Linked DNA regions of Homo sapiens: region 1 is linked to region 2. A link is a loop called in an ENCODE intact Hi-C map of the cell type or tissue named here. Cell type or tissue: heart right ventricle. All regions are shown on one strand. Links, peaks and the distances in the headings refer to the core of each region. The heading gives the core; the rest is flanking DNA.

Region 1 (5,369 bases), core at 189-5,188, 69 kb after region 2:
CCCGGTGCGGGCACGGCCGCGGCCCTCCGCAGCCCAGAGCGCGCCGGCGCTGGCGACCATATGGTTTTTGAATTTTCTTCACAATTTGTAGACAATTTGATGGATTAGGTCCCCGCGCGCGCCTCCTCGGCACAAAGGCGGCGCAGGGACCACGGCGGGTCGGTCACCCGGGCATCTGCGCCCGCCGTGCGCACCCCCCCACTCGGCCCCCGCCCCGCGCCCGAAGCCCCAGGCCGCCCGCCCAACACGCTCATGAATCCCAATGAAGCGGCCCTGGCACCTCCGGCCGCTCTCTGCTTCGCGGCCCTGGGCCTGGCCCCGCTGGGTCCCTTTGGGCTGGGGGCGGCGGCCCCAGGGCTGAGCCCACCCGAGCTGCGGCGCCCGCGGGGCGCGCAGCTAAGCAGGCGCGTCGGGGCTGAGGAGAAACGGGGCCATTTATCCGCCCGTCTAGTTAAAGCGGGTTATTTGTTTGCTTCTCCGGCCTGCCCCCTCCCCTCCCTTCCCCCTCTCTCCTCCCCCGCCCTTCCCCTTCTGCCTTTTATTCTTTTGTCTCTAAATGGATTTAATGAGCCTGAAAAACATGACAATTGAATATAACCAAGAAATAAAAAATAACGAGGGAGGAAGGAAGGAGGAAAAGAAAGAATGAAAGAAGGAAGGGGAAGGATTAATAAAATAAGGAGAAAACGCAATTCAATTCAGCAAATGTTTATTGCGCGTCTTTTCTGCGCCAGGCCGCGCAGGGGGGCTGGGAAAATGGAAACGAATCAGATTCGGTTCCTGCCCTCAAGGAGCTCCTAGTCTAGTGGGCAAGACTCGCAGCACCCCCAGCGCTAGTAGAAGCGGACCGAGGGACAGGGCCGTGCCAGTTGCAAAACACTGAGAGGCAGCTACCAGGGTGTTGGCGGCTTCACAGAGGAGGTGGCTTGGGACCCGGGCCTTGAAAGGCGAAAAGTAGTTCGTTGTTTCCATAGGCCAGAGAAGAGAGCCAGTGGAAGGAAGGACCAGAGCTGCGGCGGGGGGAAGGGGTAACGAAGTGTACGTGAGAGCCTCGGCTGAACCCGAGCTAAGGAGGCCACGCGAGAGCGCCCTGCGCGCTCGGTCCCGCACAATGTGGGAAGTGGATTCGAGCCTCTCCGCAGTGTCCTCTGCTCTGAGGAATTCGCTGCCTCCATCAGGTTCCGGGTGGGCTTCCGGAGCCCAGCCGACAGCTCTGTTGAGGCCGCGGACTAGCACTGGACTCTGCCTGGACTAGCACCCGACTCTGCCTGGACTAGCACCCGGGCTTGGGGCTTATCTCTAGGTCCCATTGCGCAGGGAGGCGGCGAGGAAGTCAGCAGCTCTGGGCAAAAGCTGAGGGGCTTGGCTGTAGGCGGAGGCGAGGATCTGGGATCCAGGGAGGCCTGGGCTCTAAGCCCACTCTCTCTTTAGCTCCCCCAGTTCTGAAGAAGTCTGCTACCTGCGCGCGGCCCGGGGACCTCGGATGGTCTTGGCTGTGCCTCAGGCGCTGCCGCTGGGACCGGCGATGTGAGAGAGCCTCAAATCCCAAGTTCGGGCCCGAGGCCTCTTAGCTCACGCCTGCCGGGCCTGTCTCGGGATACTGCAAACAGCAGTGGTGTGTTCGCCCAAGTGTAGGCTCCAAGGGAGCGGGGCTTGTGTATTGCGTGTCTGTTTCTTCTCCTGGTCTGAGTGTACGAGGGAGCTTGGCCTGGGTTGTGTGAGGGGCTGTGGGCCCTACGCCCATTCTTCTGGCGTAGTTCGTTAAGGCTTGGTATCCTGTGGGCTGCCTGCCCTTCGGGCCTGAGTTCCATCACCTCCTAGAGCCCTTTGCCCATCTGTTCCCCCAGGACTCTGGGCTCTCTACGGACCCACTTTCGGTTCCGGGCTGGCCAGGAGAGGCGGCTCGGCTTTGTCTCTCCCTTCCCCGTTGTGTCCCGGGGCTCGACGGGGCTTGCCAAGTCCCGGGACGCGGGTAGTTTCTGCTCTCCAGTCTAGGAACCCCTCCGCGCGCGGACGGCCGATCCCGCTTGTTCGGCTTCCCCTCGCTCCGCCTTTCCCGGCTTGGTGGCCTGGCGAGCGGCGCGGGGTGAGGCAGAGAGGCGCAGTTCCCTATTTTACGAGGTGTCGGGCCGGTGTCAGACGCAGCTCCGATAAGTAATACTCCAGTCTGAGGGACCAGAACGTGGTAATTAATCCCAAAGACTTAAGTGTATTTTAGTTCAGGAGAAAAAAAATCACTAATTCAATCGTCCGGAAAATTGAAGTTTGATGCATGAGTCCCCCCTGAAAGGGACGAGCTGGGGCCGCGCGCCTACCCTCCGCCCCTTCCCGTCGCCGCGGGGACCCCCCCCCCCACCTCTCCATCCCTCTGAGCCGCCAAGTCCGGGGAAGTCCACTCACCCTGCCCTGGCTTTTCCAGTCACCTGAACCCGGAGGCACCTGGGCTTGGCTTCCCACCGGCAACAACTAGCCCCTCTTGGAGCGCAGAAAGTGATTTGTGGGGACAATACATATGCTCCCCAAACACATGCATCTGAGAGGGCACCACAGAAAGCCCGGGGATATAGAGAGGGCAGCCAGATAAGGGGGCAGGTTAGTAAGGTCAGGGGCTACAAAGCATGTGGAAGAAGGGACAGAGAATCTGAATGGGCTGGAGTCACAGGGGTCAGCGAGTAGGAGGCTGCTGTTGTAAAGTGAAGTACATGTGGCTTTGAAGTGGGTGGGAATGGAGGGGAGTAGAACTGGTTGTGCTGGGTAGTGGTGGTTAGGCTGTAGGTGTGCAAAGGGGTGTGTGGGAACTGGCTGCATCCCTGGACTGTACATGTGCGGAGTGGAGGTCCCTGGCAGACACTGACAGGTCTTGGAGAGCCTAGAATCTGACTCCCGGGTGTGTCCACAGGCCACATCTCCTAGAGAACAGGCTCCTGGGACTGGGGCAAAGGAAGGTGGGGGTTCCTGGGGACCAGCACCCTGGAGGGAGGAGCATTCCCACCTTGAGTGTTCCTGGGGCCCCACATCTGCACTTCCAAGTCCAGGACTGCCATCTGCAAATCACCCCGTCTTCTCCTAACAGCTGCCAGTTCTGGGAGAGATTTGGGGCTGTGGGTGTGTGTGTGGCAGGCTGCATGGGGACTAGCAAGGGCATGTTCCTGAGTGTGTCATCAAGTATGTGCAACTGAGAAACTGAGCATGTGCGGCTGATTGATGGAAACGGAGCGTGGGACTGGGTGTGTGATGCTGCGTTCCTGCAACTGATTGTTGCAAACTAGTGTGTGTGCAGCTAGGTGTGACTAAATTTGCTCAATGGAGAGGAAAAGAGTAAAGCTGTCACTGAGTGGGTGTAACCAGCAGGTAAACGATGCCCAGGGTGTGTGAGGTGTGCAGGGAGCTGGTGTGAGCAGATAGCTGGGAGAATGAATATTGATGTGGAATTGAAGCTACAGGCAGACAACCAGAATCCTAGCTCCAAACATTTTAGCCAAGCTGGCTACTGAAATTTACATTTACAATGCTGGGGGCAGGGACCACATGGCCTGACAGGAAGAGGACTCAGGAGAGGACTAAGTAGAAGATGGGATGGAGAACTTTCAGCCTGGGTTGAAGTTTATTCTGAGGGCAGCTGAGGCCGTCGAATAGGCACTATATAGGCATGGACTCTGCTTCTTTGAAAACAGGTTGCGGGGGTAGGGGCATCCTCTGTTGTGCAGTTGGGTGATGGCCAGGCTGCCCTGCCTGCCTTCTCCCATTCAAGCTGGTCACCGGGCTGAACCTTTGTCTTTGGAGTGACCTGTAGACCTGCCCTTGGCTGCTCCAGTTCCAGGTAGCGCTTGAAGGCCTAGCTTCCCCCAGCTCAGTCAAAGGAAGTTCCTCCTCCCCGTGGGGGCTCAGCCCTGCCCAAAGTGGGGAGGGTACAAATGGCAATATGCGCATGGCTGCAAGCAGAGTTGGGAGTGAATGAGTCCTGCCCACTTTGGAATCTGGTTTGTATGTGTGCAAGTGTGTGCAAGGATTGCTGTGCATTGGTGTGTGCATGTGGGCATGTTCACGCTTCCCCATGGAGAGCTGGATGTAGCTATTTGTCTGTGAATGGGGGTGGATGAAGTGGGGAAGGGAGCTTAGTTACCTGAGGGTATCCATGTAACCAATGGATCTGAGTGTGGACGTGACATCTGAGCACATGGGATGGAGGCATCCCTGAGTGTCTGTACCCCAACCCTTCCCAAATTCAGGGGCCCAAGGCTCTTCAGAAAGGGAGATCCAAGTTGGGAGCCTCCTCCAACAAGAAATGAGAGCCTTCTTCTCCCCTTTCTCACACACCTCTGCCAACCCAGAGCTGGGATACGGACCAAGGTAGGGAAGAGGTGACCCCTTCCATCTCCCAGAGGCTGTTCAAGGTGAAGTGTCTGGGTCTCTATAGGGACTGTCTCCTCTCTCCTGATGTCTATAATGGGGCCTATTGATCCATCTGCCTGAGGTCTCCCTGGGACTGCATGTCCACATGGAAATGAAGGGTAAGCCCAGACAGGCCCACAGGCCCACACCCAACACAGGCACACCTCAGAAACAAACCAAACACACACAAGGCAGGCACTCAGTTACACAGACCAACACTGCAGAAACCCGATACACACCCACAGTGACCCACAGACACACAGGATGCCTGGAAAACACAGTGCAGTCACATAAGACACAGCAAACCTGCCCAAATATGGGCAGCTAGTAGCATACATAAGAATTAAGCAGATAAACCTTGGCTGTTAAACATATACACCATCCCCACTTTATACATACAATACAGGCAAGTGACAGAGTCACAGCTCACAGTTGCCACAAGCACACAGGGCACCGGCTTCCAGACAGTTTATGCAAACATGGGAGTAGGGCAGGGGCTAGCTGGTTTAGGTGACTTCAGTGGAAATGCTGCTCGTGTTCTGATGTTCTGAGAAGAGTCCATTTGCAGAGAGGGCAGCCAGTAGCAGACAAGAGTTGGTGGGAAAGGGAGGCTTCCACTGTCTGGGGAACCTCCAAACTGGTGCCCCAGTGAAAAACCAAGTCCCCAACCACCCCGAAATGCAATCAAAGCCGCGGCCGCCCACCCGCCCTGCACAATGGCTCTGGCTGGAGTCGTTATCATTTTTGTTAACTTTTTATCGACTGTTTGCTAGATGGCGTGTCAGTAAAGTGTATGATTTGAGATGAAAAATTAGGCAGATTAACCTGAGGGGAGAGCCTGATTGATTACTAAATAGGATCAATTTGAAAGTTTTAGTCCTGGCGTTTCTGCAGAGCCTCTTAATACTTCAAACTTCAATTTTACGGGCGATTGAACTAAGCATGTTTCTGACAAAATTGATATATGTATTAATTTG
Region 2 (5,369 bases), core at 255-5,254:
GAAAGAATCAGTCCTCGGCCGGGCACTGTGACTCATACCTGTAATCCCAGCACTTTGGGAGGCTGAAGCGGGCGGATCACCTGAGGTTGGGCGTTCCAGACCAGCCTGATCAACATGGAGAAACCCCGTCTCTACTAAAAATACAAAATTAACCAAGTGTGGTGGCACATGCCTGTAATCCCAGCTACTCGGGAGGCTGAGGCAGGAGAATCACTTGAACCCGGGAGGCGGAGGTTGCAGTGAGCTGACACCATGCCATTGCACTCCAGCCTGAACAACAAGAGCGAAACTCTGTCTCAAAAAATAAAAAAGAAAAAAGAAAAGAAAAGAAAAAGAAAAAAAAGAAAGAAAAAGAATCAGTCCTCAAACTTCTCCAGTATATTTCCTTCTTTTCTCAGTATACTGTCCTGTCAAGTTCTCAACAACTACACTCTTTTATTCCCAAGGCAGCTTTTGAGGAGCTGTTCAGAAGCATTAACCTCTTTCAGTCCCAGATCATGAGGGGGAATGCGCTGATATCCAGGTCTGGGACCGGGAGCTGAGCACATGGCCCGCCTGCCTCGCCTGAGCCTGGAGGCCCCAGGCGGGATTGTCTGTCCTCACTCATCCTTGCCGCCAAGGCCTCCTCGCCTGTATTTATATACACTAAAGCCTCTGCTCGAATAAAACATCCATGTAAAATCCAATTTCCTCAGAATCTCTTTTGGAGCCTGGGCCTGAGATGGAGTAGGTAACCCCGGCGGTAACTGCCTGAACCACTCCTGCCGGCTGCAAAGGTGAGGCCCATTTTTCAATTATCTATCTGCTGTGACAGCAGCGGTCCAGCCACCGAGCCAAGGCAGGGGGAGGGGAGAGGCAGAGCTGGGGAGGAGGGACAAAGAGGGCAAGGGCACGGTGGGGGAGAGGGGGAGGGAGAAACCTAGGGAGAGGAGGCACAGGGAGAGACCCTTGCGCCTGGCACCCAGTAGGTGCTCAAGAATTATTTGGAAAATGAGTGATCAAAGAGTGTATAGGGAGGGTGGGGGTGAGATCTCCTCCTCGGAGAGGGGGAGAGCTGGAGAGACACAGGGTGGGTGGAGACAGAGAGAGGGCGGGAGAGGTAGGGGGAGGGGAGGCGAGCGTGGATGGAGCCAACAAGAGGCTCCTGTGTCAATCCGTGGAAACGGGAGGCAGAGTGATGCGGTCACAGCTCCTGCCATCAATATCCTCTAATATAAATGTCAGTGATGCTATTTTCCGCGCAGTCATTTCGCACACTGCTGATTACATTAACGTATAATGGAGGGGCGCCGGCTCCACTGCTTTCTCCCCTAACCCTCCCCCCGGTGATGTGTCAATAGCCGCCTCCATGAACAAGTCAATTTTCTGCAGGCTTGGCAGCGGAATAAATCTGCCCGGCTATGGGGAGAGCTGGAGATATTTATATACCCGGCGCCTGCCTTCCGTGTGCGCGCGTGCGTGTGCGCGGCGGGCGCGGGCGCGGCCGCGGGCCGGAGCGGGGGTAGGGGGTGGTTCTGGGGCGCGCCGCCGAGCTGAATGATTTCCAGCCCCTACTCAATAAGAGGAGAATTTAGAGCGGTCCCTGAGCTGGGCTCCCAGAAACAGCCTTACACGTTTATTTTCCTTAGCTGAACAGGAAAGAGGAGAATTATATGTGGATTTATAGGACAGGCGCAGCTCAACCCAAATGCTCCCGCTCCAGGGGGCGGGGACGAGGGGGAGGGAGGTGGCAGGCCGGGCGCCGGCCGCTGGGACCCTCGCTCGTGCCTGCGTTGGTGGGGGCACACCCCCCTCGCCGGTCGCTTTAATTACATTTGTTCTCGTCCTTCGTGAGGGCGAGACTTCGGCGCGGCCCGCGTGGGGGGCGGGAGGAGGCGCAGGCCAGGACTGCCTGGAGGGGGGCGCGGGGAATGGGAACGTGGGGAGCCCGGGAGGGGGTGCTGTCAGCTTTTGCTCAGAAGCGGATCAATAGTACGAGATCTAATGGGCTAACTGCCAAGCGGGTGCACCGAGGCGCTGCCCCGCGGGGGCGGGAGGCGGTGGGCGAAGGACGAGAGAAAGGAATGGGGGTGGGAGAGGGAGTGAGGACGGGGAGGGGGGAAGGGCAGGAAGAGTGGAAGAGGTGGGGGGAGGAGGAAGAGAGAAAATAAAGAAGGGGAGAGAAGGCGAGCGGGAGCGGGAGGGCAGGGACAGGACAGGACAGTCTTCGTAGGGGCGTTTCTTCACAAGGGGGATCCTTTCCTGGAGCTGCCAGACGCCGCAGTCGCCAGCCGCCGGGCCTCAACTCTGTCATTGAGCCGCCAGGGGGCGGCGCGACCCTGTGCTCTCCCCGCGGATCTCAGGGTCTCCTCGCTGGGGCGCGAGTGACCGGTCGCCGCCGATGATTGGTCCCTGCCCGGCGCCCTCTGCCCTCTCCCGGAGGCCTCCCGCGTGGCAGGGTGGGCGTACGGCGACTCCCCCCAACTCCTGCCCCAAAGGAAGGAACCTTCTGGCTTTCCTGGTGTTGGCCCTGGCGCCCTGGGACCCTAGAGCCCCGGGGAAGCGCCCAAAGGCTAGGTCACCGGCCCAGGGCTGGCCACTGTCCCCGGAAGACCCCCAAGGCCGCGGCCGACGCGGCATGGAGGCGCTGGGAGATCTGGGCCTTCGCAGCCCGGCTAGGGAGCGTGGACGAGTCTCCGGGACATCCTGCGCGAAGGGTCCTTCTGTGCGTGCTGCGCGGGCGCTAACGAGGCCAGCCAGAGTCACCAGGGATGAAGGCTATAGGGCCCGGTTTTAACTCATTCGGTTCCTGGCCATTGACTGTCCTTTTTTCAGTTCTGGGGCCTCATCCCTTCCCAAACTGAGAAAATAAAATACAGCCCAACACCCTCAATGGCAAGTTTAGCCACCCTGGAGAGGGGAGCCTGGTGGTGACGGCTCAGTGTTCTCGACCTGGCAGGATAGCAGAATTACTTGAGGGAGATTTTTAACATAAGCGTGTTTACCCGCACGCATGCATTGTAAGAAGCTTGTATGTAGAGGCAGGGCTTCCTGGAAGCATGCCCGGTGTCAGAGCTCCCCCAGATAACGCTGATACAGAGTCCCACATGAGCATTACCTGAAGAAACTGCCTGGAGGTGCGGCACTGGGAATGGGAACATGGGGAGACCAGGAGTGGGGCACTGTCAGCTTTGGCTCCAAGCAGATCAATAATAGTACAAGATATAATGGGCTACCTGCCAAGTGGGTACACTGAAAAATGTCACATATTTTTTCATGTTGGATGTGGTAGCTCGGCCTGGGCTATTTGCCCTCATGGATGTGTCTGTGTGTCGCTGCATGTGTATGTTGCTGGGTACCTGCACCACTGGGTAAGCATTGCTTTATGCATCTTTTTATGTATCCTCTGTGTGCGGATGTCACTGGGTATGCATCATCCCGTGTATCACTGGTGTTATCATCAGCGTTTACTGAGAGCACCTATTGTGTGTGTGTTGTCGTACATGCCTGTCCTGATGAGAGTGAGTGCGGATCCTGGGGTGTGTTTGTGTTGTATCGAGCACATCTCTGTGGGCTCCATTGTGGGGCACAGCCATTGTCTCCATGTCATTGAGAGTGTGTGCTGGCAAGAGCTCGTGACACAAATGGAACGAAGCTGATCTGCCCTAGAAGCAAAGGAGGCAATGACCTTCTTTTTCCAATTATATCCTGGTCAGAGGTGAGCGACCTCTCTCCACCGAGGCCACTTCTTGTCATGCAAACTGAGCAGAAGGATGGAGATTAGAGGAATGTGACCGAGTCACGTGTGAAAACAATCAGCTATCAATGGGCCCCGATCAATGCCCCAGATTATAGATGAGCCCAGGGCAAGCAGTCACTTTGGAGTTTTTCCTGAGGAGGCAAAAATACACAGCACACAGCCATACACGTCACACGTCCCGAGAGACCCACAGCCTGGGGACAGGTAGGAAGTGGGTTGGGGAGAGCTGGGCAAGTGAATGGCCACCCACTTTGAAGTGGTCGGCAACTATTATTATTAGTAGGTGGTTATGTTGTTTTTGTTAAAGATGCAACCTTTATTCCGCTGGTAGCGGGAAGTGTAAAAGCTTGTGTTTGGTGTTTTCTATTTTAAGTCCAGAGAGTTAGGTCTCTTAAGTGGGTCACAGGAGACAGTGTGGGGATTTGGAGGAAACTTATATCAGGAACGGGAGCAATAGAGGGCTTGTATTGAGAGAGTGGCAAAGGAAAGTCTTTGGTCAGCTGTGGGCAGGGGGCAGGTGTGAAGCAGAGTGGCTCCTGGGGCCAGGGCACATGTCCTTAGGACAACTTGAAACCAGGCTGTGGGGTGAGAGGGCTGAGCTTCTGAAAGGCAGGGCCAGCCCTAACCACAAATATGCTCCACGATAGCAGGAGAGTGCCGGGCTTGGGGAGTAGTGGCCTCTGAAGGGCATGACCATGAGGGCCCTCATGAAGTGTGACTAGTCTTTGGAGACAGGTGGTGCAGGCCCTTGAGGGGCTATAAGGATGAGCTGAGGGGGCCAGGACTGGGTCAGAACCTATAGGGTCAAGGGAGACCAATGAGAAGATGGAAGAGTTCTGGAAAGGCTAGAGGACCTCATCAGACCTGGCTCTGGATTCAGCTAAGCCTGCTTGTGGCCAGCAGTCAGTGTGGCTGAGTCTAGCACCCATGCTAGCCATGGCTGAGGCAAGGGGAAGGATCATGTCCTCTGTGCCCACTGGGGTGTGTCAGGCAGTCCTTGGAGGCCTTTAGTTGTCTTGGAATCCCTTTGGTGCACATTTATGGTTGTCCCACTTTGCCTCACCCTGTGGGAATGCCATGATGGGCAAGAAAGCCCTTAGAGAGCCTACAGTCTAATGTGGAATAAAGAACTTAAATAAAGACTTAAATTTTTTTTTTTTTTTTTTTTGCTTTGGAAAAAGTAGTGTTGCATAAGCATATACCGCCTGGATCAAAATCCCAGCTGTGCCATTCACCAGCTAAAGTTTGTGAATTCTCAGGCCCTCCTTTCCTCCGTCTGTAGGATAGGGGTACCTATCTCTTAGGATTGTTGTGCAAATCTTAGGAAAAGTCCTTAGAACAGGGCCTGGCCATGGTAACATAAGTGTTGGCTCTCCTAGTCTTTCCTTCAGTTTTGTAGTACAGAGCCTTTGGAAAAGTCTCCCTCTTGGTGTTAGCAGAATTAAGGTAAACAAGGACTTATTCACACCTTGGACAAGATAAGGGGGTGGTTAGAAGACCCTGAGAGGTTGGAGTGTGGTGTGGAGTAGAGGCAGGGAAGGGGCCAGCTTGGGGGTGTGGGAATCCTGGTGTGGGACCGATGGAGCAGTGAGATAGGTTCTTTCTAGGTAGAGCTGAGGGGGCGTACGAC

What was found. A loop is a pair of places that touch in the nucleus more often than their neighbours do. Peaks named below come from ENCODE experiments on the same cell type or tissue, not always from the same donor. Only the 100,000 strongest peaks of a DNase experiment are listed, where the experiment ranks them.
Region 1: a loop joins it to region 2, with 2.3 times the contacts of the local background. A loop is called at or near these places in 66 of 110 quality-filtered maps.

What each region holds. Positions count from the first base shown.
Region 1 is chr10:101,219,516-101,224,884 of GRCh38, reverse strand. It overlaps LOC124902491 (a long non-coding RNA gene), which reads right to left and starts at 2,533. Exons shown (of 2, transcript XR_007062267.1): 1 at 2,401-2,533; 2 at 693-2,167. RefSeq lists an enhancer at 1,546-2,195. In heart right ventricle, for the core only: no CTCF peak of the experiment used is centred there; no DNase peak of the experiment used is centred there; H3K4me3 peaks cover 1,324 bases; H3K27me3 peaks cover 5,000 bases.
Region 2 is chr10:101,288,731-101,294,099 of GRCh38, reverse strand. No RefSeq gene overlaps it. Among named protein-coding and RNA genes, the nearest start is that of LINC02681, 28 kb to the right of the region's middle. RefSeq lists enhancers at 2,101-2,640, 2,641-3,180. In heart right ventricle, for the core only: CTCF peaks have their summits at 2,111 and 2,316 (motif pointing right); DNase peaks (open chromatin) are centred at 1,424, 2,009, 2,289, 2,689 and 1 weaker place; H3K4me3 peaks cover 2,063 bases; H3K27ac peaks cover 1,208 bases; H3K27me3 peaks cover 2,324 bases.